7 separate regions of the Homo sapiens genome follow, and all the other regions are linked to region 5. The links are chromatin contacts, found by Hi-C in ENCODE. All regions are on one chromosome and are shown on one strand. The core of a region is the stretch at or near the end of the contact, and the rest is flanking DNA. Distances in the headings are between cores, read along the strand shown.

Region 1 (3,698 bases), core at 1,199-3,698, 560 kb before region 5:
GAAGGATCTTGAGATGGACGCAAGCACCTGTGGGAGGGATGTGAAGAAAGGCAATGGAAAGCAGACTGGGGTTAATTGAATTATTTGTGCCTGTTCTTTTTTTCCCTCAAAAGAGAATTAGACATAACTCATTCTTGCCATCTTCTCAAGGCAAGCAGAGGATACTTCCCCATCCCTCACTTTAGGCTGGGCCATGTGACTTGCTTTGGCCAATCAGAAGTTGGTAGACATGAAGCAAGCGGATGTGCTGTGTGGTTGCACTCATCCTCTTGCCCCCTAGGAGACTCCCATGAGAAGAGCTTCCCCCTGGTAGCAGATACCCCTTCAACCTGGGCTCCAAAATGAATACAGAGCAACATACCTGAGCCCAGACCTGCAACCTGCAGCCAAGGCCGGTTTACCTGAAGCCAAAAGCAGAGTCTCATTCCAGCTAACCCGCAAACATAAGCAAAATAAGTAAATGTTTGTTGTTTTCGGCCAGACAGATTTAATGTTTGTTATGCGGCTTTATTGTGGCAATAGCAGACTAAGATATGTATTTTCCCATGTCATTTCATATTCTTTAAAAAGCACTCTTACAAATACATTGATTCCATTGAAAAATTTCATTTAGTTAACTATTTCCTGATTCTGAAATATTAGGGTTTTTACTAAATCTGTTTTTTTGCCTCTATTTTTTGCTTCTTATAACAATGCTATTAATAACATATTAATCCATAATTTTTCCATACTTTGATTTATTTTCATAGGGTTAAAACTGGATAATAACATCTACTTCCCAGAGCTGTTGTGATGGTTAAAAGACTTAAAATAATTAAACGCTAAACATATCATCTTTCATGTAATAAGCATTCAGTAATGATTGCTATTGTTTTTTGTTATAGAGTTCCAAAAGTAAGAAAAACAATTCCAAGCTCTTGATATGAAATATAAAACTATTTTCCAATAGTTATACCAATTTATACTGCTAACAGCATCATGTGAGTTTTAGCATACCTTCAAACAACTCCATTTTTTTAACCTTGGCTATTTTGACAGTTGAGAAATAATATCTTGCTGATATTTTAATTTTTATAGCTTTTATTACAAGTGAGGTGGAAATTATTTTATAAACTGTCTAACCATTTATACTTTCTCTTCTGCAAATTACCAGTTAACACGTCCATTTAATATGCCCATTTCCATCCAGTCATGATGTTGGTCTTCCTCTGACCTGATAGACTTACCTGGTGCCAAAGAACTGATTGATTTCTGTGCTTTTCAATATGATAGCCACCTGTGGCCACTGGGCACTGTGCCACAAGTTATAATATTTTGGATATAGTGAGTTTAATGAAATATATTATTAGAATTTATTGTATATGTTTCTTTTTACTTTTTAAAATATAGCTACTAGAAAATTTTAAACTACATATTTCTATTGGACAGAGCTACTTAGACCTTTGAATATCACTTGCTCTGAAATTCTTCTTGGTCAAAACTCTCATTGCCCACACCCTTATGTTGGGTTCTCCTGCTATTACATGGTCTATCAGCCATAGTCTGTTGTTAACCTTCTAGATAATGCTGTGTTGAGTCCAATCCCTCTCCTCGAAATCCCTGCTGCATTTCATTCTCCGAGTCTCACCTCCTCCTAATTCAGTTCCATCCTCCTGTGATTAATCCTCCCAAGTCTCAACACATCTCAATTAGGTTCTATTACAGATTCCTGGATGAAATGGCAAACTTGATTAGGATTTTTAAATCCTATAATGTGTGTTAAATAGATTATACTCACTGCTATCTATGTTTATATTCCATTTATTCTATTTCTAGCAATAAAACATGGCTTTTCAAATGCTGAGTATTTTTTATTTGAAAGTGCCATTGAAAGGTTACAAACATACAAAGCTAATAAACAATTGCATATGTTTTTCAAATTCCCCTACCTCTGCCCACACCTTCAAACGTAACCACTGTGAATCCTCTCAAAACCACAGTTGGTGAAGACAGCCAAAGGTTATATCTGTAGCCACGAACCCTCAAAAGTTTCCTAACACCAACTCCAGCTGACTAAAATGTCACAGACATTTACTTATAATCCCTGGGGTTTTTGAATCTATAAGGCAGCATGGGTATGGGTTAACTTACCTGGCCACAGTAGAATTTTTTAAAGCCCTTTATGAAGGATTCAAGAAAAAGAAGTCTGTAACGCTGATGCAAAGTAGAATTCTTAATGTATTGAAAGGGATTATCATATGTCACGTGGAAATTCAACCTCGTTTTTTAGATCCACAGCTCTTTCCTTGTTGCCTAAATTCGTAATCGTGAGGCTCATTTGCCTTAGAGAAGTATCTGCAGCACATTTTTAATGCCAGACCTGCTCCTTCCGCCGTTCTTGCCCCTTTCCAGCAAGCTATTTCCCACCTCCCCCAACATCCCCATGGCTGCCCAGGAATTAAAACCAATTTGAATATGTAATCATGTGGAATAATAAGCACAAGTGTACTCTCTGGGGTGCTCTCTGGCTGCTACTCATCTCCTTGCAACTAGTTTCCTAAGTGCCTTTGAGAGATGCTGAGAACGCCATGTTGACGGTTAACCTTTTAACAGTTTTGCCATTCTCTGTTCACTCTGGCTACAAGCCCAGCTCTAAAGGAGGCACAGGAAGTGGGGTGAAGGAAGGGTTTCCTTCCTTCTAAGACTCACTGGAGAAACATTCTCCATAGCCTGAGGAAGAGAGTTGAGCAGGCTTTGAATAGTGTATTTTTAAAACATTCATTATTCTGACAATGGAGTTTCATGAAACTAGCTTTTATTCCTTTTATGCAAGTCAAACAGAGATTGCCCAAAACATATTACCATGCCAGGAAGTAAATAACTATTGCCTTGTTTTATGAATATGAGAAATTTCTGTGAAGATGCCTAAATATTTTGATTAATTTAAAAGCAGATGAGCTGATGTGTAGGTATTTACAACATCAAAGTACTTTTCTGATTGACTCAGTTTCAAAAATGCAATATAAAAGGTAGAGCATTCATCTTAAATAGCAATTTAGAAGTGGATGCTTTGGGTATTCTGAGGCATTCAAAATCTGATTATTTTGATACTGATACTGCTATTTTGATGCAAACACTGCAGTGATCAATTTGGTGGATGTGAGGGGAGGGCCTCACTCGGTATCTAGTATTCCTTATTAAAATGTAAAAGCACCCACTGTACCTCTTGAATATATAAGAATAATGAGCCATACCAGTAAATATCTGAATTGCAATCAGTGTTGTTTTGCCTGTATCGTCTCATTTCATCTTCAAAGCATGTGTCTGGGAGATAGATATTATTAGGAGTAATCACTGATGTTGCTGAGATTGAGACTTCCTTCGCAGTTGGTTATAAAGATCTAAGAATAAATCATCTTTCTTGAACTCGAGCATATCCATTAAGGTCAGAATTTCTGCAGATTGAGCTGGAGCTATTTTTAGGTACGGTTCTAAAGCAGCTGCAATTCAAGTGTCACAGTGCATGCCTTTTTGGCTCAGCAGTTGATAGTTCTGCTTCGTGCTACTCTCCTTCCCCAGACTCCTGGGACCATCGCATAGAGGGTGCTTGAGACATGCTGCACTGGACGATGCACACACCCCATCTCTCCAACATGACTGTAAGCCCCTTTAGTTTTACAATATGCAAAACCTTAGCACAGAGCTCTACGCAATTAATA
Region 2 (3,831 bases), core at 1,064-3,563, 650 kb after region 5:
ATTGCCTTGGAAAGAGGTGGTAATTCCTGAGTGTTGCCATGGCAATGGTAAACTGACATGGCACACTGGTGGGCATGTATTATGGAAAGCTGCTTCCTCCCAGTCCATTTTAACTAGTCCTCAATTTGGTCTGGTGTCTGAGCCCCGTCTCTGGAATCGAGTCCTGTCTCCGCCTCCTACCCCAACAGAGTAAGACTTTCTCAGCCTCCTGCACCACCCCACCTATTAGCCAAAGAGAGGAAATCCCTGATAACCATTACACTGCCCTATTTATGTCTTTAAGATAGAGTAAGGAGTTACAGGTACATAGTGTCTTGTATTTATTAATAACAACCATATCATTATGACAGAAAGCATGATGAGCAATAGCGAAAGTGTGTTTTTAAAAAAGCAACACCATGGATATCTGATCAAAACTTTGTTTTGTGAGCAATATAATTTAATACATGCTATTAGTATATAGTATGGGCTGTAGAAAAAATAGAATGCAGTATTTACCAATGTGCTTATGAAATCTATGGAAATTGGTATTTCTTGTTTTTCTCGGGGGTCAGCATGATGTCACAGAAAGTGCACAGTTATTTAGAGGCCAAAAGCCTAGATGTGTAAATCATGTTTGCCTGACTTAGCAGCTGTGTGGCCTTGTGGACCTTCCTTCAACCCCTCTCAGCTTCCATTTCTCCTCTGGAATATGGGAGTCATAACTGCTACACGGAACAGTTTTGAAAATGAAATGAGAAAACACATAAAGAACCCAGGTCAGGACATTGGCTCATAGCAGCCATTCAGTGCGTGTTGGTTTCCTTATTCCCTTCACCTTTCTGGATTAGGTCACATCCAGTGCTTCCCACATGCCAAGGCCAGTCTGAATGTCTGGCTCTCAAACTTTTGGGGATCCAGATGCTTTGTGCCTCTAATTAAGGTTATAGATCATCTCCCCTAACAAGTTCATGTGCATATAACATTTTGCAGGCAATTTCTCACAGACTCCCTAGTATTCACTTATGGACCCACTTGGGGTCCACAAATCCAGGTTAAGAATGCTGGACCTAAAGAATCTTGGGACAGTAAAGGACTGTGGTGTGTATGAAAGATTTGCTCACCAACTATAAAGAAACTAGAGGTCCTAATCATCTCCAAGACACTATCTGGCAAGTTATATATTTCTGAAGCCTGAATTGACATGTACAGGTCCATCTTGTGGCACTAGTAATAGCATTCTCACACACACACACATATGCATACACACACATGCACACACACATGCTGGCACACACACACATCAAGTATCAATTTGCGATCACTAGTTTACATGGAAACTAGGAGCTTCATTGGAATAAAAGCTTGAACAATAGCCAGTACTATGGTTCGGACATCTCAGATATTCATGATCGAGTAGGAGTCAAAGATGCAATGGAAACCACAGTGAAGAAAGGAACCGAAAAGAAAATTCACCAAGCAGAGGAAATCAGCAACAAGTCCTGGCAGGTCACAAAGAGAGAGTTTCAGGTGGTGACCTATGCTTAAAGCCTTTGTTAAATCTAGCTGTCTGGGCGGCATGTGTGATCCTGGAGAGAAAGGAGCCTATGTAACAATGGAAAGAGCTGTTCCACCAAACCCTGCAATGCCTTATGACCATGTGATCCACTGCAGTTCATCCTGCCCCAATTAAGTGCAACACAGAAGAAAAAGCATTTTCCTTCCCCATTCCATGGAGGGGCTGATGGCAGTGGTGGCCTGGATGAATCAGGAGGGATCTGGGCATAACTGGGGACAGAGGCCCATGCAGAAAGCTGGAACCAGAGAAGGGGCACTAATTGGCATGACAGAGGACAAAATAAGAGTAACCTGGACCCACAGGCACAAGTAAGAACCCTTAAGGGATGCCCAGAATACTTGAGAGAAGGTGTTTAATATCATTAAAAGCTCAGATTGTGTCTGTGGGTGTATGTGTGTGCATGCACACACAAGGGCATGTACATATGTATGTATATATGAAAGTTATAAGTGAGAGGTGGTGTCTTAGTCCATTGTGTGCTGCTGTAACAAAATATTACATATGTGGTAATTTATAAAGAAAAGAAATTTATTTCTGACAGGTCTGTAGGCTAGGAAGTGCAAGGTTGAGTGAGTGGCCTGAATCTGGTGAGGGCCTTCCTGCTGCATCATCCTGTGGTGGAAAGCAAAAGGGGAAGAGAGTGCAAAAAAACAAGAGACAGCAAGAGAAGGCTGAATTCCCCTTTATAACAAATCTACTCTTGCAATAACAAGCCCACTTCCTCAATAATAACATTAATCCATCCATAAGGGCTAATTAGGGCTAATGACTTAATCAGTTCTTAAAGCTCCCATCTCTCAACATTGTTGTGTTGGGGATTAAGTTTCCAACACATGAAATCTGGGGGGTATATTCAAACCACAGCAGGTCACAAGTCCTCCCTGCTTCATAGGCTCCTTCTCTGGACCAAACCCTTCTTCCTGTTTTTATTCTTGCCTGCACACCTGGTCCAAGATGCTTAAGATAACAGGCTCTGGGGCCAGAGTGCTAGGCTTTAATCCTGACTCTACTACATAACACGGTCACTTTAGACTATTGTTTTAACCTTTCTGTGCCTCAGTGTTTGAGTATTAATGTTAGTATAACCCTATTCACACAAACCTGCTCCTGCTCTTTTTTTTTTTTTTTTTTTTTTTTTGAGATGGAGTCTCACTCTGTCACCCAGGCTAGGGTGCAGTGGTAAGATCTCAGCTCACTGCAACGTCCGCCTCCTGGGTTCAAGCAATTTTCCTGCCTCAGCCTCCTGAGTAGCTGGGACTACAGGCACGCACCACTACACCCAGCTAATTTTTGTATTTTTAGTAGAGATAGGGTTTCACCATGTTGGCCAGGATGGTCTCACTCTCCTGACCTCGTGATCAGCCCGTCTTAGCCTCCAAAAGTGCTGGGATTACAGGTGTGAGCCACCGCGCCCAGCCACAAATCTGCTTTTAATATTTAGGGGCATTCTAGCAATATATACAAGGGAAAATGTTCACTGCTGTATTACAGGTGTGATACAGTTTGGATGTTTTCCCCTTTAAATCTCATGTTAAATTGTGATCCCCAGTGTTGGAGGTGGGACCTGGCGGGAGGTGATTTGCTCATGGGGCAGATTTCTCATGAATGATTTAGCACCATCCTCTTGGCACTGTCCTCAAGATAGCGAGTTGAGTTCTGGAGATCTGGCTGTTTAAAAGTGTGTGACCCCTCCCCGCCCCCTCTCTTGCTGTCTGTCTTGCCATGTGAGATGTCTGCTGCCCCTTTGCCTTCTGTCATGACTGTAAGCTTCCTGAGGCCCCCCCAGGAGCTGATACTGGTGCTATGCTTCCAGTACATCCTGCAGAACCATGAGCCAATTAAACCTCTTTTCTTATAAACTGCCCAGCCTCAGGTATTCCTTTATAGCAATGCAAGAACAACCTAACGTAAGGCGCCCAAATCATTTTCTCCATGAATTAATCCCTCTCATCCTCTACTCATCCCAAGTGCCCTTTCTCAGAGAGTCTGCATCAAGAATTCCTATCGAGTAGTCAGTGAGCAGGGCAGTTATACCCATCTGTTTAGCCACAGCTAACTGAACCAAGAGTGGACACCTAGCCCAAGCATCAGATCCCCTTCCACAATTCTGAATGGAGATCCAGAGAGCTGGGTCAGAATGTGAACATGCACCTAGAATGATTTAAAGCTACAGTCAGGTCAAGTAAATGCAAAGAAGAAAGGGTCATTTTGAGAAAAAATATAGACAATAATTAGACAGAGAGAGGAGCAGAAATGTGAGACCACACAGCTCA
Region 3 (3,697 bases), core at 1,147-3,646, 850 kb after region 5:
TCCAGAGCCCAGGGTCTCTCCTACTTTTCCTTTAAGGCTTAAAGGACAATTCAAGATAATTTTGATTTGTGTTCATCTGAACATGTGGAAACATTCACCCCAGTTATTCCATTGATGAGCTTACAATGTGGTCTCCCTTACAATGGAGTTTTGATCTATCTGACTGGTCTCCAGGGTGTGAGCAGGAAGCATGCCCTCCAGCATCCCCTTTAAAAAATTTGGGGGACAGGTGCAGTGACTCACACCTGTTTGGGAGGTCAAAGCGGGTGGATCACTTGAGTCCAGGAGTTCGAGACCAGGCTGAACAACATAGTAAAACACCATCTCTACTAAAAATACAAAAAAAAAAAAAACAGCTGGGTGTGGTGGCGGGCACCTGTAGTCCCAGCTACTAGGGAGGGTGAGGCGAGAGAATCACTTGAACCCAGGAGGCAGAGGTTGCAGTGAGCCGAGATCGCGCCACTGCACTCCAGCCTGGGCAACAGAGCAACACTCTGTCTCAAAAAACAAACAAACAAACAAAAAAAGTCTGTTCATCTCTTAGAAGGAATTAGAAATGAAAAAATGTACTACAGAACCAAGAGGGGAGAATATGGCAGATGGTGAATGCAGGGAAGCAACTCATATCTCAGAGGCTGATGCAGACAGAGCAATGAACATGACTTCGGTGGCACCTCACTTACTAAGGATAGATCCTCAGTGTGGATATGATTTTTACCCCCACTTAACATACAAAAAACCTAAGGATTGAGAAAAAGGAAAGTGGCTTGCTCATAGAAGGTAGGAGCTGAGGCAAAACTCCTTCCAGGGGCTCACACAAAAATCAAATGATTCAGCCCTGAGTGAAAGGGCACACAGATGCTTAGGGGCCCCCAGTAAAAAGATGAATGCCCACCTGCTCTCATCCACACAGCACTCACAACAGGGTCAGCTGCCATTGTCCCAGAAAGGATAGGCTGCCGCTGCTCCATCGCCTGTTGGGAAGAGTGGCGTGCCAACAATTCTTGAATATTCCTAGTTATCTTGGAAGGAGTCCATAACTCTCAAACCCAAATTAAAGCTCATTTCTCTTTATTTTTTTAAAAAATTGACCTTTTGATATCAAACAATGGTGGGTCTTCACAACCTGAGAAATTTTGAAATCACTCTTCTGTGTTACTGGTTAATCAGCTTAATTCCAGAGAAATTTACATAAGACATAAAGCAAACAATAAATTGGTGATGACAGTGTCACATTTTAATCAATGAAGTTATATTTTCCGAACTTTAGTGGATCCAATCAAGTATCTTTCCATAAAATAAAAACATTCCCTAATATATCTTCTTCTGTAAATCTAGATTCTCTTATATTAAGCTTGCTTGAGGCACAGCATACTAAAATTAATTAAAACGAATTTTAAGGAACCAAGAATCTTTAAGAGAAAGACAGAGCAATTTTTGGTCATTCTTCTTGCTTGAGGAAGTATAGAACTAGCCCCAATAAGGTTCAACTCTCAGAAGCTGATGAGTTGACGCTGTTTACCTCGTGAAAAGAATGTTGTAAATAATCTGTATTATTTCAGTTATTAGTAAGGTAAGTCGCTGTTTGGTCCACATAAAGGAAAATAAAGTTCACAATTGTTTCATCCAACTCCGGGGATAAAAATCAAGGCCAAAGATAAACCCACTGCATCCTTTGCAGTGGGATGGACAAGCCTTGTCACAGAAGGGGAAAAAGAATGACGAAAGGCAAGACAGTGGAGCAAGTGAGGACACGCTTCACCGAGCCAGATCTCCACTCCTCCCAGGGTATCCACAGGGACAAGTCACACCTGGCAGAAAGCTAAGTCACTCAGCTAGAAACAGGCCCAGGGAATTCAACAGAAGGCTGAAGAGCCACTGCTTATGGAAATAAAGCCCCTCCTGTAAAGAACTGCATGGCTTTTCCCTCCCAACCCCAAACCCATCCCACATCTGGCTTTTGTTGTGTGAATCATAAACTGCCCTTTCTTCACCACAGTGATTCATGCACAGAAGCGGAGGTACCCTGAGCCGTCCCACCTTGGAACACTAGTTCGTTCCCCTCCAGCCTGGAAAATCAGCATCACCTCTGACAGGCTGGTTTCTCCACCAGGCTCCATCCCGCCCACCTCCCCCCTCCCTGCTCCGGGGCTTGGAACCCAGACCCCCTCCCCCCGTGGCCCCATCACCTCCACCACCAGCTCCCCAATTCCAGACCAAGCTGTGATCGCCCTGCCCCGCTGGCACTCGCTTGGGTCTGACAGCCACAGCCAAACCACTTACGTTTTTGCCAGAGCATGGCCTGTGACAGGATGTTGCCTTTTCTCTTTGAAGCCGACAGTTTGGCTTCTTTAATGTGAGACCGGGGTGTGTTTTCCTCCAGTGGAGCCACCGCTTGAGCTGAGGCTGTTTCCTGGGCTTTTTAAAGGCCTGGGTTCCCGCTGCGTGGGCCGCGTCATCACATCCTCCCACCTCAGGCACCGGTGCAACGTTTCTGCAGCCAGGCCGCCTGTCACCCCACTGTGCGCGCCCCAGCGGCCCCGGCCCAGAGCGCTCCACACTCGGAGCTAGCCAGCTGGGACAGAGCAACAGCGCAGCGCGGGCAGCCACAGCCTGCACCGGCCCCGCGGGGACCTGCTGTGTGTGGGTGTGAAGGTGGTGTGGGGCAAGCTGTGGGAACCCCGTGTCAAGCCCTCCCCAGGCCAGTGATGAGCCCAAAAGCTCCTCTGGAAAACGTTGATCTTTGCACGGCGCCCATGCAGGCTTCCAGGCCACCAGGGCATGGGCAGGACTCAGCCCGCCATGGGCGCCTGCTCAGCGGGAAATGCGATTCCCAGGGGTCACTGGTTCTCAACTGGGAGGAAACACCTGTCATCTCTTCAAGCCTCAGTAAACAACCTCCTCATTCTTTCAATATTGCTTTTCTGTTTATTCCATTTTGAAACACAGTAGCCCCTCCCCTCGCCCCCAGCCACCCCCAAAATGGCAAGGCTTAATCATGCTGAAATATGGGGGCGCTGGCTCTGATGTCGGCTATGCCCACGGAAAAAGAGGCCAACCCTCAAGGAAGGAAGGAGAACATGCCCGTGCTCTTTGACTGGATCTGGGCTTGTAGGCACAAGATGAACAGAGCCTCTTTGCGAGTGCCCACCCACTGATAACAGGAAGCTTCTTTAAGTAAGTCATGGGCTCACCATCTGGAAGTGTAGATGGTGTTGGCTACCGGTTCCTTCACAGTTTGGAAGCCTTCTGCCACTGCATATCTGAGGTCCACATGCTCAGGCTCCAGGGACTCAGTCAGTTTGGGGTCAAGACCCCTTGGCACACCCCCTAGAGCAGGTGTGGGGCCTTGCTGCTCTGCCATCCATACTGCCTCAGAGCCATCTTGCACCACCTAGACCTGATCATGCTATCCCCTAGCCTACAAAGCATTCACCTTCTCCCTTCAGCCACAGAGCTGGAGGCCTAGAAGGCCTCCCACAATCGAGCCGTTGCCTTCCTTTCCAGCCTCACCACCAACTGCCCTCCTACCACTGGTCCCAGTGCCCTCTAAGCACCACCAAACACCCATGCAATTCCCTGCCTTTGACCTTGCCGTCCTCTCTTGCCGGAAGGACAAACCCCCAGCCCAGAGAATACTTGTTCGTCTTCTCAGATCTTAGAGCACTTTGTTCATTATGTGATGGTGAATTGTCAC
Region 4 (4,200 bases), core at 614-3,113, 890 kb after region 5:
GGTTCAAAGGCACAGAGGTGGGTAGGACAAATTCTATTTCATTTCAATCCATCTTGGAACTACTTGATTTTAGGATACAAGAAACGAGTTTCTTAAAGTTTACTATCTGTATTTGATTTAATTTGTCCTAAGTTTCTTTCTTTCTAGCTTAAAAGATGTCCCATAACTTATGTATTTCAGGGTAATACAATAATTTCATGGTGTATTGCATACCACTTTGATGCTGACACGGCTTTTCTGATGATGATGATACCATTTTCACTTTCAAAAGGGTTTGAGGCAGTTTATAGAATAATAACAACAACAGTGAATAACATTCATGTGGTGCTTACTATGTGTCAAAAACTGTTCTAAGGACTTTACAGATATTCACTCATCTAATCCTTCCAACAGTCTTACGAGGTTGGTACCTTCATTATCCCCACTTTATAGGAAAGAAAACAGAATCCCAAAGAGGTTAAGTGACTTGACCAAGATCACTCAGCTAGCAAATAGCAACACCTACAATAAGACAAAAAAATAAAATCTGTAAGAACCAAGTCATAACGGAAGAATGGCGAGTGGGAAGAAACTAATTTTATCATAAAACTTGGGGAGAGAATGTTATAACTCAACACAAAACTTCATTGTAAGCTTCCTGGAAGCCCAGGGGAGAAGGAAAATGGGTTGGGCTTTATCCAAAGGTTACCTCAGGCAAATTTTAAGAGAGTCTTGTGACACTAGACCAGAAGCATTAAAGACGGGTGGTCGGTGTGAGCAATGCCACTCTAGAAGGCAGAGTCGGAGAGAAGTGCAGAGTCAGAGGCCACTGGGGTAAGTAGATTGAGGTGCCAAAAAGGCCAGCAACAGAGGTGGAGTGAGATAGAGACTAGAAGGAGGTGGAAAAGGTTCCAAACACAGAGAAGGCAAGAGTCAGCGTAAACCATCAATGCAGGGGAGGGTCAGCACTCGAGTGAGTCATGGAAATGCAGAATTCCGATCACAAAGTCCTTTTATACCTTGCTACTTAAAGTGTGGTCCTTGAACCAGCTCAGGAACTTACTAGAAATATAGAATTTCAGGCCCCATCCAGTTCCACTGAATCAGAATCCACATGTTTCACAAGCTCCTCAGGTGATCGGAATGCACACGCCGGTTTGAGAAGCACTGCTTTGGCATGGGCCTTGGTGAATGCCCACATAGCAGTAGACTCTGAACACACACCCAGTGCTGTGATAGGTGCCCTCACATTCATTATCTCCTGGGATCCTCATAACAATCATACAATAAAGATATCCTTTTTGTACTCATTTTACAGATGAGGAAATTGAGGCTTACAGTCATACCTAGTGAGAAACAGAGCTGAGACTTGCCCAAACCAATTACCTTCCATTCCATTCAATTCATTTCTATTGGCATTTCAGTTAGAATTTATCCTGGCCAAGGCAATAGCAGACAAGCTGCTGCTGGCATCATTCTGAAGGGTAGAAGCAGGGGACCTATATCAGAGTGTGTTACAGCAAGCAATGGAGGAAGGCTCAGCAGTAGGTTCTGATCGAAGAGAAGGGGACAGATGAGAGCAGGTAGGATGGATGTCTTCCAAGAAGGTACAACCAGAGCCTTCCGGGAACATGGCAAATTTGGCCCTGAATCCATCCAGAAAACAAGTCCTTCATATTACAACTGGCGTAGCTCCAGCCAGGCCACGCTGCCCTATCTAAGACCCTCCCCTTCCCGCCCCCACCTCAGCTAGCTGCAGTGGTGTGTTACCCTTCTGACTGTTCCGTTCATTCAGCGAAATGTCAGTGTAGGAGCAAACTGAGAGTGAATGTGTCTTTCATTTGCCAATTAGTCATGTACCACCTAACTGCTCATGTGTGTGATTTGAGCACGTGTGTTACATGTTACTTAATTTTTCCTTTATTGGTGATTGGTTTAATGAAGTTGCACATGGGCCAGGATGGTCTTGTATCTAATTGGCTTCCACAGAGTACAAGGTGGACACAGAGTGCATGTTTAATAGATTTTTAATGATGGATCACCTCTTCTAGAGAACAAAACCAGAGCCCTCAGTCCCTCAATGCCCCACCAGGGAGAGCGGTCCAGGTGGAGGAGATGAGTCCTGAGAGCTGAGTGGGTCCACCTACATGGGTTGGCCTGATGGTCCCTTCCTCGCCCAGTTGAACCCTCCTATCAGGGCTCAGGGAATCCCTGACACGCCTCTCCCCTCCTCTTTCATCTTCATGGGAAACAGAAACCACCAAATGTGGGTGTGTTGTGTGAAGACACTAGATGGTGTTCTCGTCCGGGCAGCTGTTTTGCTGTGTTGTTTTCCTGCCCCTTCCTGAGAAGATAAGATCTGGACAGGCTTATGATTCTCTCCCACAGACCCTCAAAGGCAACAAGCAAGCCAAGTTCATTTCTCAGGCACCTTCTCAGAAGCACACCCCACATCAGTATGTTTAATGAGATCCGGGTCACTTGAAAGCAGCAGCGAAAGCAGCTTCCCTAAAACACAGGGCAAGATCAGTGCCTCCTCTGAGCTTCCCTTTCTTCTCCCAAGATCCCCAGGCAAAACTGATTTGCATGGGCAGCCAACTTGTACCTCCTAGAAGGAAACTTGAAGCCTGAAGTCGCTGGAGATACCAACACCTTCCCCAGCTGTAGGGGGGTCGGGGGAGATGAGCACTTAACAGAAAACAAAATTTGCAGGTCTTTGGGGAGGCTGGGGAGAGGGAAGAAGACTGCTCTGGAAAACACAGAAGGAGAATAAAAGACAGAAACAGTTAAAAAGAATAAATGACTATGAGCACAAACTCTGCTACCTGGCTTCAAAATGGGATTGCAGTTGCAAGATGGCCCCAAGATATGAACTAACTCCTCTGGGACCCAGATCGAAGCCCAGGTGGCAACTGCACCTGCCTCACCCAGTGCAGAACACAGAATTAGTCCTGCTCTGCAAAGCCCTGTTATTGGCTTACTGTTACCAGTGACCCCCGCCTCCCCTGCAACCCAAAAGGACGGAAACCTAATTTTGATCACTTTTCCCTCCTCCAAAGCTGCTTCTCCTTCATTCCTCTACAGACCCCCTTATATTGTAAACTGGCAGCTGATAATACCATTCACTTTCAAACCAATGTTTACTGAGAAGTCAGAGGAAGTGAATATAAAAGATAGGGCTTGCAAAGACAGAGGGCAAAAGAATTGGAGATTTCTTCTTCTATTTGAAAGCATCATGCCCTCCTGACCTAGGTCCCAGAGACCAGGCTAGAGAGAGAAAGAGAGACACTGAGGTTCCTGGTGTATCTCCTGATGTGCAAAATGGCAGGAGGAGGAGGCTGGTATTGCTTATGGCCCCACGTGACCTAAGGATGGCCTTTCCCAATGGTGAGCCCAACAGCCTCCCAGAGAATCAGGCCTCCAGAGCAGAGCTGGGAGGGGAAGACATGGCAGCCCTGGAGGCTGGGCCTACGGGGTGGGGGAAAATTAGAGGAGCCAGAGACCCACAGTTTAGAAATACAGTGGAGGTCAGGTGCAGTGGCTCATGCCTGTAATCTCAACACTTTGCAAGCCTGAGACAGGAGGATCCTTTGAGCTCAGGAGTCTGCCATCAGACTGGACAATATAGCAAGACTGTCTCTACTAAAAATCAAGAAAAAAAAATAGCTGGGTGCAGTGGCACACACCTATAGTCCCAGGTACTCGGGAGGCTGAGGCAGGAGGATCACTCGAGCCTAGGAGGTCGAGGCTGCAGGGAGCCAAGATCACACCACTGCACTCCAGCCTGGGCAACAGAGTGAGACCTTGTCTGAAAAAAGAAAAGAAAAGAAATACAGTGGAACATGGCAGCTCCTTTGTTGTTAAGTTCCAGGATATTTTTCATTCTGGGCAGCCTAAGGTGTCTTTAGCTGTTAAGGAGAAAGAGCTTGGAGGATGTGGGGAAGGGAAAGCTGGGGTACTACTGAGGGTTGAGCCTGATAGGGGGATGGAGTTGCCTGGACTGAATTTTCAGGGCCTTCATCAGTTCCTTTTCTGTCCCCTGGAAAACAAACTGGGCCTCTCTTCCTCTCTCTCCCTCTCTTTCTCTCTCTCTCCCTCTCTCGTTTTCTCACTCTGGCTCACACACACACACCTTTTCTTGATTAGATCGTTACATTCAATCCTAGGTAGGTGTGCCTCTAATTTCGGGTCCCCAAGCATACACACCCCAGACCTCAGGGG
Region 5 (4,232 bases), core at 154-2,653:
CCCTTTGGGCAGGATTACCCCAAAGCGGGTATTGGGTACTGCTTTTGCAGGCCAGGAGAAGGCTCCTATCACTTTGTCCCTCTATTGGTGAGGCTGTTTCATTCCTTCATTAAATTACTGCTGTAGATTGGGTGTGATGGCTCACTCACGCTTGTAATCCCAGCACTTTGGGAGGCCAAGGCAGGAGGATCCCTTGAGCCCAGGAATTCGAGACCAGCCTGGGCAACATAGGGAGACCCCATCTCCATACAAAATTTAAAACATTAGCCAGGCATGATGGCACATACTTGTAGTGCCAGCTAATCAGGAGGCTGAGGCAGGAGGGCTGCTTGAATCCAGGAATTTGAGGCTGCAGTGAGTCATGATTGTGCCCCTGCACTCCAACCTGGGTGACAGAGTGAGACTCTGTCTCAGGAACAAATAAATAAAAATGAAGTGCTGCTCTAGGTGAAGTAGGGTCAGCGCTGTAGAGGTGAGGGCCTGAAGAGTGGAGGAAGAACCAGGGATCATTGTTGTGAATGGGGAAGGAAGTCTTAGGGGCTGAATCCCGGCAGCGGCCTCTCTCCCAGGAGCAGAGGGCCTGCATCTGTCCTGGAGCCCTTCCCTTGTCAAGAGCATGAAGAAACACAGCGTCAATGTCTGGGGGCCTACTTTCAATTTCCAGTGAAATTAGGACAAAGTTCCTTTAGGCTTGATATCATTTCTTTTAAGCCTGAGGCTTGAAGTTGGAGCATTCTAAATGCGTAGGAAACTGTTATGAATAGCAACGAAAGGCAGAGTAACTAACACCTGACATAGCTATTTTCCTTGCCATTGCCTCTGCATGATTTAATATTTAATATGCTTGTGGTCAAACCAAGTCTGAACAGAGCAAGCCTGAAGCACTTCTAGCAACACAGCCAGGTGGCCAGGAGCCCAAAGTGATATAACTGCGGTTTACTCACAGGCTTTCAGAGTAACCTTTAGGGCTGGTTGAACTCTCAGACACCACTTAGCATTTCCTAACAATGATCTGTAATGCATTTGGGAAGCCTGTCTGAATCACCCAATTAGATCATGCTTTCTAATGGGCCTCAATGCAGAGATGCTGCCAACAGCTTTGGCAGAGGCACACAGAGCCCCCTTCTTTACAAGGCATCTTCCACTCTCTGTTTTTGATTTCACTCTCACAACATCACTGTGTTGTATCCCAGGTGGATGCTACTATTCCCACTTGCAGATGAGGAATCTGAGGCTCGCTGAAGTTAAGTGACTTGTGCAACGTCACAAAACCATTGAATGGTTGCTGTGAGCTTTCAACTCAGGAAAGGGCTTGACTTTCCCCTCAGGTGCCCTTTCCACTGTGGTGTTGGGAGTTAAGTAGAGGCAGACAGGTCATTACTGGATGGGAAATGCCCTGTGAGCCATTGCCAGCTATGTTTCTGTGTTGGCCTCCAGCAGTGCTTGTCTGATCAGAGACAGGGGTTATGTGGTTAGAACTGGGAAGAAGGCACCCACTAAAATTCTCTAGTGACTTGTTTTCACTTTTGTTTTAGGTTTAGGGGTATAAGTACAGGTTTATTATATAGGTAAATTGCATGTCACAGGGGTTTGGTATACAGATTATTTCATCACCCAGGTAATAAGCAGAGTACCGGATAGACAGTTGTTGAATCCTCACCCTCCTCCCACCTTGTACCTTCAAGTAGGCCCCGGTATCTATTGTTCCCTTCTTTGTGTTTACGTGTACTCAGTGTTTAGCTCCCACTTACAAGTGAGAACGTGGAGTATTTGGTTTTCTGTTTCTTTGTTAGTTTGCTGAGGATAATGGCCTCCAGCTCCATCCATGTTGCTACAAAGGATATGAGCTCATTTTTTAAAAATGGCTGTGTAGTATTCCGTGGTGTATATGTACCACATTTTCTTTATCCAGTCTACCATTGATGGGCATATAGGTTGACTCCATGTCTTTGCTCACTGTGAATAGTGCTGCGGTGAACATACATGTGCATGTGTCTTTATGGTAGAATGATTTATATTCCTTTGGGTATATACCCAATAATAGGATTGCTGAGTTGAATGGTAATTCTGTTTTGAGTTCTTTGAGAAATCTCCAAACTGCTTTCCATAATGGCTGAACTAATTTACATTTCCACCAGCAGTGTATGAGCATTCCCTTTTCTCTGCAACCTCGCTAGCATCTGTTATTTTCTGACTTTTTAGTAATGGCCACTCTGACTGGTGTGAAATGGTATCTCATTGTGGTTTTGATTTGCATTTCTCTGATGATTAGTAATGTGGGCATTTTTTCATATGCTTTTTGGCTGCATATTTGTCTTCTTTTGAAAACTCTGTTTATGTTCTTTGCCCACTCTTTAATGGGGTTGTTTTTTGCTTGTAAATTTAAGCTTATAGATTCTTGATATGAGACCTTTTTCAGATGCATACTTTGCAAATATTTTCTCCCATTCTGTAGGTTGTCTGTTTACTCTGTTGGTAGTTTCTTTTACTGTGCAGAAGATCTTTAGTTTAATTAGGTCCCATTTATCCATTTTTGTTTTTGTTGCGATTGCTTTTGGAGTCTTGGTCACAAAATCTTTTCTGTAGCCTATACCCAGAATGCTATTTCCTAGGGTATTTTCCACAGTTTTTATATTTATGTTTTACATTTAAGTCTTTGGTTCATCTTGAGTTGATTTTTGTATATGGTGTAAGGAAGGAATCCAGTTTCAATCTTCTGCATATAGCTAGCCAGTTATTCCAGCACCATTTATTGTATAGGGAGTCCTTTCTCCATTATTTGTTTTTGTTGATTTTGTCGAAGTTCAGATGGTTGTAGAGGTGTGGCTTTATTTTTGGGCTTTCTACTTTGTTCCATTGGTCTATGTGTTGGTTTTAGTACCAGTACCTTATTGTTTTGATTACTGCAGCCTTGTAGTATAGTTTGAAGTCTAGGTATAGAATCATATTGTCTACAAACAGAGATAGTTTGACTTTGTCTCTTTCTATTTGGATGGCTTTTATTTCTTTATCTTGCCTGATTGCTATGGCCACGACTTCCAGTACTATGTTGAATAGGAGTGGTGACAATGGGCATTCTTGTTTTGTTCTGGTTCTCAAGGGGAGTGCTTCCAGCTTTTGCCCATTCAGTGTGATGTTGGCTATGGGTTTGTCATAGATGGCTCTTATTATTTTGAGTTATGTTTCCTAAATGCCTAGTTTGTTGAGGGTTTTTAACATGAAGGGATATTAAATTTATTGAAAGCCTTTTCTGCTTCTGTTGAGATGATCATGTGGTTTCTGTTTTTATTTCTGTTTATGTGATAAATCACATTTGTTTATTCGTATATGTTGAACCAACTTGTGTCCCAGGAATTAAAGCCTACTTGATCATGGTAGATTAGCCTTTCTATGTGCTGCTGGATTCAGTTTGCTAGTATTATGTTGAGTATTTTTGCATGTATGTTCATCAGGGATATTAGCCTGAAGTTTTCTTTTTTCACTGTGTCTCTGCCAGGTTTTGGAACCAGAATGATGCTGGCCTCATAGAATGAGTTAGGAAGGAGTACCTCCTCCTCAGTTTGTTGGAATGGTTTCTGTAGGAATGGTAGCAGCTCTTCTTTATAAATCTGGTGGAATTGGGCTGTGAATCTGTCTGGTCCTGGGCTATTTCTGGTTGGTAGGCTTTTTATTACTGCTTCAGTTTTGGAACTCATTATTGGTCTGCTCATGGATGTGTTTGTAGTAGTCCCCAAGGGTTTTTTGTATTTCTGTTGGGTCAGTGGTAATGTCCCTTTTGTAATTTCTGATTGTGTTTATTCGGATCATCTCTTTCTCTTTTTTTCTTTGTTAGTCTAGCTAGTGGCCTATCAATCATATTTATTCTTTCAAATAATGAACTTTTGATTTTGTTGATCTTTTGTATATTTTTGCATCTCAATTTCATTCAGTTCATCTCTGATTTTGGTTATTTCTTTTCTTCTGCTAGCTTTGGGGTTGGTTTGCTCTTGTTTTTCTAGTTCTTCTAGGTGTGATGTTAGGTTGTTAATTTGAAATCTTTCTAACTTTTTGATGTGGGCATTTAGTGCTAGAATCTTCCCTCTTAATGTCTGGTGACTTCCCAGAAGGTCAGGAGGGCTCCCTCTACTGGAAGCATCAAAAGTGGCCCACAGCTTGGTGGTCAAGACCATAGAGTTAGAATTAGATTGAGATTGGAATCTCAGCTCTGCCTCTTACTGATGTGTGGCCTTGAG
Region 6 (4,031 bases), core at 418-2,917, 700 kb after region 5:
CCCTTCACAGCTCCGTGCATCCAATAGTTGGCCAGTGAACCAATGACTTTGCAGTCCCTACTGTTTGCAATGTGGAGACAGACAGGAGAGCCGGTTCCCACCCCTAGACTGCTGGGAGGGAAGACACGCACTCCAGTAACAATGCCCAGCAGATACAAAGCATATTGGCACAGTACCTGGCTATAAGAATCACTGAATAAATGATTTTATACCAAACTGATTTCAAAGGTTTTATATCAGAGTACCCAGAAATGTAAACCAGAACAAAAGTGCCAAGTTAGATGCACAATGGTTACAAGGGAAGGGAGTGCCGAGAGCAAGCTGATTGTGGGCAGGATGTGGGGGGCGGGGCAGCCAACTTTGAGTTGGAACGCTGGAGTTACAGTGTAGGGGTTCTGCCTCCCACAGAAAAAAATTCAAGGCCAGGGGAGCAGATTACCAATCTTGTGTCAGCTTTGTGGTCAGAAGGAGAAGTAGCGTTCTCTCAGTCCTGGAAGGAGGAGGCATACCAAGAATCCTTCTTAGAAGACTAGAAAAGATGTGGGCTCGTATTTTATCGTGAGGGCCAGGAAGATGGCAAATGGAGCCTACCAAGGACCAAAGTTTGCTTGGTTTCATCTAGTGTCTAACTGGATCAAATAAATCTAGTGCTAATAAATAACAGCTACATCATTACAATGGAACAATCCTGAGACAGGCCAATGTCTTTCTCCCCATTTCTCAGATGAGGAAACTGAGGCACAGAGAAGCTATGTGACTCGCCCATGTTTACATCATTTGTAAGTGGAGCCGGGATTCAAACCTGGCCCTATAGATTCAGAGCCTGTGCCCTTAACCACATGGCTTTCCCACCTGTGGTAAACTAGAGAGTTCTGCATGCCCAGACCACTCAGAGAAAGAGGCACCTCCTCTATGTGCCATGCTATGTAGTGATCCACAGCAAAGCGTAGGGGAAAGAATTGGAGGGATAGGCAGGGAAGGTCGGGAAATGGATTCCTTCTCTGCAACCAGTCATGGAAGGAGCATTTCAGGTTGATGTCCGCGATTTTCAGGAAGAAAAGAGTACCTTCCTTCCAGGTCACTGCAGTTCCCAAAAAAATCCTCGCTCTTGCCCAGCTGCCGGGGCAAGCCCTTTTGGCGAGCTGCGGATAGGGTTGAGGCACCACCTAGTGGCTTAAACTGAAAATACTCCCAAATGAATGTCCCTGGTGAAAGGAGGCAAGAGGGGAAATCGTGATCGCCCAAGGCAGGAAAAGGGAATCGAAAGCAAAAACTACTCATGCTCAAAGCCTCCTTTCTGCATTCCCCTCTAGCCTACAGCTACGCATCATTAAAAGATGTCCTTTTTATGCCAGCCTGGTCAAGAACTATTATGTTGTTGTTCGGGTTTTTTTGTTTTTGTTTGTTTGTTTTGTTTTGAGACGGAGTTTCGCTCTTGTTGCCAAGGCTGGAGTGCAATGGCCCGATCTGGGCTCACTGCAACCTCCGCCTCCCGGGTTCAAGCGATTCTCCTGCCTCAGCTTCCCGAGTAGCTGGGACTATAGGCTCGTGCCACCACATCTGACCAATGTTTGTATTTTTAGTAGAGACGGGGTTTCGCCATGTTGGCCAGGGGTCTCGAACTCCCGACCTCAGGTGATCCGCCCACCTCAGCCTTTCAAAGTGCTGAGATTACAGGCGTCAGCCACCGCGCCCGGCCAGGGTCAAGAACTTTTATGTGAGGGAGGTTAGTAGGTCAGGTCAATGGATTTCAACACCCCCAAAAGAACTGTAGTCTAGATTAGGCATGTGAATAAGGAGAGTTAGGGAAAGGAGGGCAGATAGGAGATTCAGTCTGAGGGGAGAGGTTTAAATACAGCTTCTAGAACTCTGAGCAATGTTCATACATTGGTGTCAGGTGCAGATGAGGCTGTCAACTGGTGAAGTCAATTCAGGATGGTTGATAAGAAGGGTTTGTGCCAGGGTCCAACCTCAGGAAACTAGGCAGCTGATTGGGCTCCCTCACTCCACCTCTAGAAACCTGGGGAGATGGGGAAATTTCAAGCATTCAAAGGATCAGACAGGAGAGGTGGAAAACAGACAAAATCAGATTCAGGAAGTGGCCAAGTTTAGTGTCAATTTATGCCAGGTTGAATGATGGTCAGTCTGTACAGATTTGGTCCCAAGTCTGTTCAGGTTAGCAGCGTGCAAGGTGTGATGGAACCCTTGACCCTGCAGGCATTGATATTCTGTTATGTTTTCTAAGAATGATACTCTAGATGTTTCTCTCTGCCCCTGGGCTTTGTTACATCTGCTCTCCAGGCACCCCAGCCCCAGCAACCCCTCAGTATTCAGACCAAGGCAGAGGATGGCATTTCTTCTATTTGACCATCAAGGACTTGCCCTTCGGGCATATCAGGACTGACACTGCAACTCACTCCTTCACCTTTCCTTTAGCCTCTGTAACTCAGCTCCCTAAAGTTTCAGGCTCCCCTGCCCCGTTCTCTCTTTTCTATTTTGACTCACCTTTATTTTCACTTTTTAATGTTGACTCTATCCTTGAGTGAAGTGTGACTTCACCTTTTGTTCTAAGCTGAGCTCAGGGCTCAGTCTCACTAGCGGTCAGATGGTTTTGCTGGTCAGAGTCGTGTCAGGAGCCTCTCCACTTGATCTCAGATTCCTGCCACAGCTGCCAGACTGCTGTTTCTCCTTATTGCAAAAGCTCAGGCCATTGAAGAGCTCCCTAAACTTATGTAGGCTAAAGGGATCTCCCTTGGGTCTTTATTTATTTATCATACAGAACTGATCATCCCCAGGGATCAATGAATGAATGAGCCTTCCTATGTCTATATTAGTGATGTATTTATGTCATAACATACTTAACATAGTCGTGTTTCCAATTGTATATGCCTGAAAGGCTAAACTGCTGTAACAGGCCCTGAGTTACAGTGTCTTCAAAATAAAGTTTATTTATCTCTCATGTTACAGTTCAGAAAAATATCAAGCTATTTTTCTGGACTCAGTCATTCAGTGACTCTTCCATTTTATTTCCTCACCACCTTTCAGAGAATTTCCCTATGTTCAGTAAATATTTGAGCACTTACTATTTAAAAGGTTCTGGGTCACATTTTACAGGAGATAGGTAGTTCAGCCTTCTCAGAACTCAAGATCTAATGGGAACACAAAGCAAGTAAAGGAATAAGTACAGTTGAGAGAAGAAAAACAAATACAATAGAGAGATCTGCAGGGATCAAATGAGGAAGGAATCACCTTCAGTTCAGGGACAACAGGAAAGTCTTCACAGAGGACATGTGTATAAGATAAGATTTGAAGGATAAATAAAATTTTAGTAAACAACAGAAGAAAATGTTACCAGTGGAGAAAACAGTATGAACCAAAGTTTGAGGATTAAAATATATATAGAAATGCTCCTAAATGTCCATCAATGATAAATTGGATAAAGAAAATGTGGTACATTGGTTTCACCGTGTTGGCCAGGATGGTCTCGATCTCTTGGCCTCACGGTCCGCCCACCTTGGCCTTCCAAGGTGCTGGGATTGCAGGCATGAGCCACTGTGCCTGGCCTTCATTTTTTCTTTGAGTCAGGATCTCACTCTATCACCTAGTCTGGTGTGCAGTGGTGCAATCATGGTTCACTGCAGCAAACTCCTAGGCTCAGGGAATCCTCCTGCCTCAGCCTCCCAAGTAGCTGGGACTACAGGCACATGCCACCATATCTGGCTAATTGGTTTTTATTTTTTGTAGAAATGGGGTCTCACTATGTTGCCTAGGCTGATCTCAAACTCATGGCCTTAAACAATGCTCCTGCCTCTGCCTCTTGAGTTTCTTGGATTACAGGCGTGAGCCACTGCACACAGATATGGTTGTTATCTTTATTATACTGATGCTTTCATGGGTATATGTCAAAACTTAGCAAATTGTACACTTTAAGTGTGCAATTAATTGTATGTCAACTATACCTCAATGAAGGTATTCAAAAAACTGCACACACAAAAAAAGAAAGTGTGGTACATATACACCATGGAATACTA
Region 7 (3,748 bases), core at 1,045-3,544, 570 kb after region 5:
CTACGGGCACCTTTGATTTGCATGGTGTCACTTCCATTCTATCCTCCATATCACTTGTTTTCTCTTTTATATTTCTAATATTTTTATTACATCTTGATGCTTTTTGAAGGAGTTTCTTAACCTGATCTTATAGCAAACTAATTGTTCAGCCATATTGTAATACATTCATTTATGGAGTTCTTATTTCAACAGCCATATTTTCCTTGCCCAATTTTGCCACTTGATTCTGCTTTTTTAATTCAATCAACAATATTCTTCTATATCTTTTTGAAAATATAAATTAGTAGTGAATGCTTGACTTATTAAGGCCATGAATTTCATTGCATGTGGTATAGCTTATTCACTTGGCAGTCTTTCTTAAAATTATTATTATTATGGTAACAACACTTAACATGAGATGTACTATCTTAACCAATCTTTAAGTGTATAAATACAATACTGTTGACCCTAGGTACAATGCTGATCAGCAGATCTCCAGAACTTACTCATCTTACATAATTGAAACTGAAACTATATACCTGTTGATTAGTAACTTCCCATTTCCCACTCCCACCACAACCTGGCAATCACCATTCCACTCTCTGATTCTACATGTTTGGCTGTTTTAGATACTTCATATAAGTGGAATCATGCAGTATTTGTTCTTCTATGACTGGCTTATTTTATTTAGCATAACATCTTCAAGGTTCATCCATGTGGCGTATTTCAGGATTTGGGTTTTTTTTTTAAGGCTGAATAATATTAGCTTTTTTTTTTTAAGGCTGGACAATAATTTTAAAAGATGTATGTCTATCCATACCTTTTTTGTAGTGTTTCCTGTGGGCTCATATTTCCCTGGTTGGTAATATGAAATGGGAGACACAGCCAAACTCTCATCCCTGGTTATCGTGCCTCTCCTAATATGCTTAAACAAGAAGGGGGCATGCCCCAAAGTGGAAGACCCTGGCTCTACAGCCTGACTCTGCCCATCATTATGTGCACAGCTCCTGCTCCCTGTCCCCAGTGTGAGGTTCCTCTGTTGATTTTAATTTACTAGCCCTCTAATGGGAAGTGGGGTGGAGTGATAAAATACCCAATACCACCACCAATTTGCTGTCTAACGGTTCCTCACCACAGTGAGCACCAGCATGGCCCTGAGGTTGCTGTGGATCCTGGCTGCACTGGGATAGAACTGATGGGGATTTGGGTTTGTTGTTGTTGTTGTTGTTTGTTTGCTTGTTTTTTGAGACGGAGTCTCGCTCTATCACCCAGGCTGGAGTGCAATGGCACGATCTCGGCTCACTGCAGCCTCCACCTTCTGGGTTCAAGCGATTCTCCTGCCTCAGCCTCCGGAGTAGCTGGGATTACAGGCATGCCACCATGCCCAGCTAATTTTTGTATTTTTAGTAGAGACAGGGTTTCGCCACGTTGGCCAGGCTGGTCTTGAACTCCTGACCTCAGGTGATCTGCCCACCCTGGCCTCCCATAGTGCTGGGATTACAGGTGTGAGCCCCCAGGCCCAGCCGGGATTTTTGGTTTTAATGTTTGTTTTTGTTTGGCTTTCTAGAAAAAATCCACTGGTGGAGGGACAAGCATAGGTCCTCAAATAATAGACTGGAAATGGAAAGAAAACCTAGCTCTATAACTCCTCCACTTTATCCTCAGATCCTGGTGCCTCTCCTACCACAGCTACTGTTTTCTCCCATATAAGGATACAGGCACTTTCTCTCTCCCCAGAGCCATCCCAATTTTTAATGTTAAATGCTCAAATCTATACACTTTCTTGTCCCTTCTATGGCATTTCTGCAATTGAGTTTGGGAGAAAGAATTAGAAGTAAACGTTTTTATATCTTTTTTTTTTTTTTTTTTTTTTTTACTTTAAGTGATTTCCTACAAAACGTATGCCATGTTTCCTGAATATGAACTTGGTTCCAAATTTTCTGAGTATTTTTAATTGCATCTGATATGACTTTTGTCTTTAAAAGCTCACATTTTTTTACTTCCATGTCTTTCCTGATGTTTGGCAAATTGCTATTTAACATTTTCTGTTATCTTAAAGTTTATTGTGTTTCAAAAGAGATGTCTAAACGTTGCAGAACTTTCTCCTTAGTTCAGCTAAAACCGGGCTCTTGTCACATGACCAGGAAAGATTAGGCTCGCGGACACACACAGAAGGGTGAGGAAAACGGAATTTACTGGGGGAAAAGGAAAAAGAAAAAACTCTCACCAAAGCAAGAGTCCTGCTAGCAGGTTTCCCGCCTCACAGATTGAAGCCCAGGTCGCCACACAGGAACAGGCTCCTCCCCGCTGCAAATGGCGTGAACTTCTGGAGGCCCCACCCCGTTCTCCCAGTGCAAAGGTGGGCGTTATTCAGAAAGAAACAGTCCGGAAGGGGCGGGCTTCATCCGGGACCAGAAGTCCGGTTTTTCAGCCTTCAGGCTGTTTTAGGCTTGAAGGCAGGGTTTCGCTGGGGACCCTTGGCTGCCTCCTGCCTCTGTCATAAGCATAAACCATAGATTTGGAGGAATGCATGATGAGTCAGAAAAGCCTTCCCATTCTGGGATCTAGTTGAGATTCTCTGTTGGGCTAGGAAGAGAGGGTCTGAGAGAAACAAAATTCCTGTAGAACTTGTGGGTCCCTTGCAAAAAGAAGCTTGGTGAAGAAATGCTAAACTCTCAAACAGAACTGATGAATATAAGAGGGGAACTCAGATCCCTGGGAGACACAGACTTCGGAGGTGAAAGTCTGGGTGTTGTGTCAGCAAAGACTGGCCCATAGCTGCCTCACAGAGTGTCCCTCGCTCTGGTGGAGTCTGAGAGCCACTGAGAAATCCTGGGCAGCCAAGATTGCCATGGAAATTGTCAGGGTCCTAGGTGGTCCCACAGAGTGCCTGGTGGCCTGGTGGCTTGACATGGACTGAGAGTTGCAGGTTCAATTCTTTGGAACCAGAAGGGTCGTAGAAGAAATGAGGAAATTCTAGGAACCTAAAAAACTGTTTTCAGTTAGAAACATGTGACAATTAGCAACCATAATAGACTAATTACAGACAATGGAATGTGAATGAGGATTACTCACAAATGTTGGTCTCTATAAAAGACAAGCCTTGGTACAGCATCACACTCCCATCCCCCGATTCTGGGGAGAAAGACAGGGCATCCCAAATCAACTGAAACTAAGCACTACAGTTTCAGTGGTATGAAGACTCACAATATAATTTTTTTTTCTGTTCTAGAAACTCACATTTCTTCTATCTCATTACCTGTGGTCAGAAATTACCTCATGTGGCTTCAACAGGGCATTCTGTACTAACCATGGTAAGCAATCTGCTCAGTCCCCAAAGCATAGGTTCATGTCTGCCACAAATAGAAAGCCCTTCCTTACACCTCACACAACTTCATCTTCTAATGCCTGAGTGTTGCAAGGGAGCTGGTAGCAGTCTCCCCTTCACTTGAATCCTAATGTAACCATGATTGAACAATCTGGACCATGTGAAAACTCTGCATTTATTTCTGTATAATCACCCATGTAACTATACTGGTCTTCTATATTATACCAAAATGAGAAGAACAAGTCTTGTTAAAAGATATAATTCAGTACAGAATCTAAAACCACCACAGAGTGATGCCTGTCAGTTTGACAAAGCATTTAAGCCCTTACTGGGTTTAATGGCAGGCAATGGCAAATCTCTTAAGGTTTGTAGCAGTGGCTGTCAAGGTGCACATGTTTTTGCATGTAAAGGTCATTTTATTTCTACCTTAACTATTATATA

What was found. Hi-C counts contacts between places; a loop is a spot of excess contacts on that map. Pooled maps may share reads with other maps.
Region 1: a loop to region 5 is called in a pooled map, with 9 times the contacts of the local background. The contact joins two enhancer-like sites. A Hi-C loop is called at or near these places in 2 of 37 single-sample maps with no recorded cell type and 3 of 50 pooled maps.
Region 2: a pooled map shows a loop between it and region 5 (16-fold over the local background). The contact joins two enhancer-like sites. A Hi-C loop is called at or near these places in 7 of 37 single-sample maps with no recorded cell type and 4 of 50 pooled maps.
Region 3: a loop to region 5 is called in a map with no recorded cell type, with 3 times the contacts of the local background. The contact joins the promoter of POU2AF1 here to the enhancer-like site in region 5. A Hi-C loop is called at or near these places in 6 of 37 single-sample maps with no recorded cell type and 3 of 50 pooled maps.
Region 4: a loop to region 5 is called in a map with no recorded cell type, with 9 times the contacts of the local background. The contact joins two enhancer-like sites. A Hi-C loop is called at or near these places in 6 of 37 single-sample maps with no recorded cell type and 4 of 50 pooled maps.
Region 6: a map of mammary epithelial cell shows a loop between it and region 5 (4-fold over the local background). The contact joins two enhancer-like sites. A Hi-C loop is called at or near these places in 1 of 168 maps with a recorded cell type or tissue (mammary epithelial cell), 14 of 37 single-sample maps with no recorded cell type and 10 of 50 pooled maps.
Region 7: a loop to region 5 is called in a map with no recorded cell type, with 10 times the contacts of the local background. The contact joins the promoter of LINC02550 here to the enhancer-like site in region 5. A Hi-C loop is called at or near these places in 4 of 37 single-sample maps with no recorded cell type and 4 of 50 pooled maps.

Annotation. Positions count from the first base shown.
Region 1 is chr11:109,968,768-109,972,465 of GRCh38, forward strand. It overlaps LOC105369484 (a long non-coding RNA gene), which reads left to right. Exons shown (of 3, transcript XR_948004.2): 2 at 3,559-3,638. Among named protein-coding and RNA genes, the nearest start is that of ZC3H12C, 120 kb to the right of the region's middle. Within about 2 kb of position 2,449, at least 4 of the 41 ENCODE cell types and tissues checked have a DNase peak (open chromatin) inside an H3K27ac peak, as active enhancers do.
Region 2 is chr11:111,175,303-111,179,133 of GRCh38, forward strand. No RefSeq gene overlaps it. Among named protein-coding and RNA genes, the nearest start is that of POU2AF2, 69 kb to the right of the region's middle. RefSeq lists an enhancer at 2,601-2,670. Within about 2 kb of position 2,314, at least 4 of the 41 ENCODE cell types and tissues checked have a DNase peak (open chromatin) inside an H3K27ac peak, as active enhancers do.
Region 3 is chr11:111,376,879-111,380,575 of GRCh38, forward strand. POU2AF1 (POU class 2 homeobox associating factor 1) reads right to left here and starts at 2,397. Exons shown (of 5, transcript NM_006235.3): 1 at 2,284-2,397. The coding sequence starts at 2,299. RefSeq lists enhancers at 2,324-2,373, 3,024-3,113, 3,334-3,553.
Region 4 is chr11:111,412,254-111,416,453 of GRCh38, forward strand. LOC100132078 (a long non-coding RNA gene) reads right to left here. Exons shown (of 4, transcript NR_046085.1): 1 at 4,112-4,200; 2 at 3,666-3,787; 3 at 2,585-2,728; 4 at 1,989-2,487. It also overlaps a transcript of BTG4 not described here. Among named protein-coding and RNA genes, the nearest start is that of POU2AF1, 35 kb to the left of the region's middle. RefSeq lists an enhancer at 2,019-2,358. Within about 2 kb of position 1,864, at least 4 of the 41 ENCODE cell types and tissues checked have a DNase peak (open chromatin) inside an H3K27ac peak, as active enhancers do.
Region 5 is chr11:110,525,113-110,529,344 of GRCh38, forward strand. No RefSeq gene overlaps it. Among named protein-coding and RNA genes, the nearest start is that of FDX1, 97 kb to the left of the region's middle. Within about 2 kb of position 1,404, at least 4 of the 41 ENCODE cell types and tissues checked have a DNase peak (open chromatin) inside an H3K27ac peak, as active enhancers do.
Region 6 is chr11:111,229,409-111,233,439 of GRCh38, forward strand. No RefSeq gene overlaps it. Among named protein-coding and RNA genes, the nearest start is that of POU2AF2, 14 kb to the right of the region's middle. Within about 2 kb of position 1,668, at least 7 of the 41 ENCODE cell types and tissues checked have a DNase peak (open chromatin) inside an H3K27ac peak, as active enhancers do.
Region 7 is chr11:111,095,024-111,098,771 of GRCh38, forward strand. It overlaps LINC02550 (long intergenic non-protein coding RNA 2550), which reads right to left and starts at 2,295. Exons shown (of 2, transcript NR_149131.1): 1 at 2,207-2,295. LOC102723966 (a long non-coding RNA gene) reads left to right here and starts at 2,132. Exons shown (of 3, transcript XR_428993.4): 1 at 2,132-2,338; 2 at 3,212-3,293.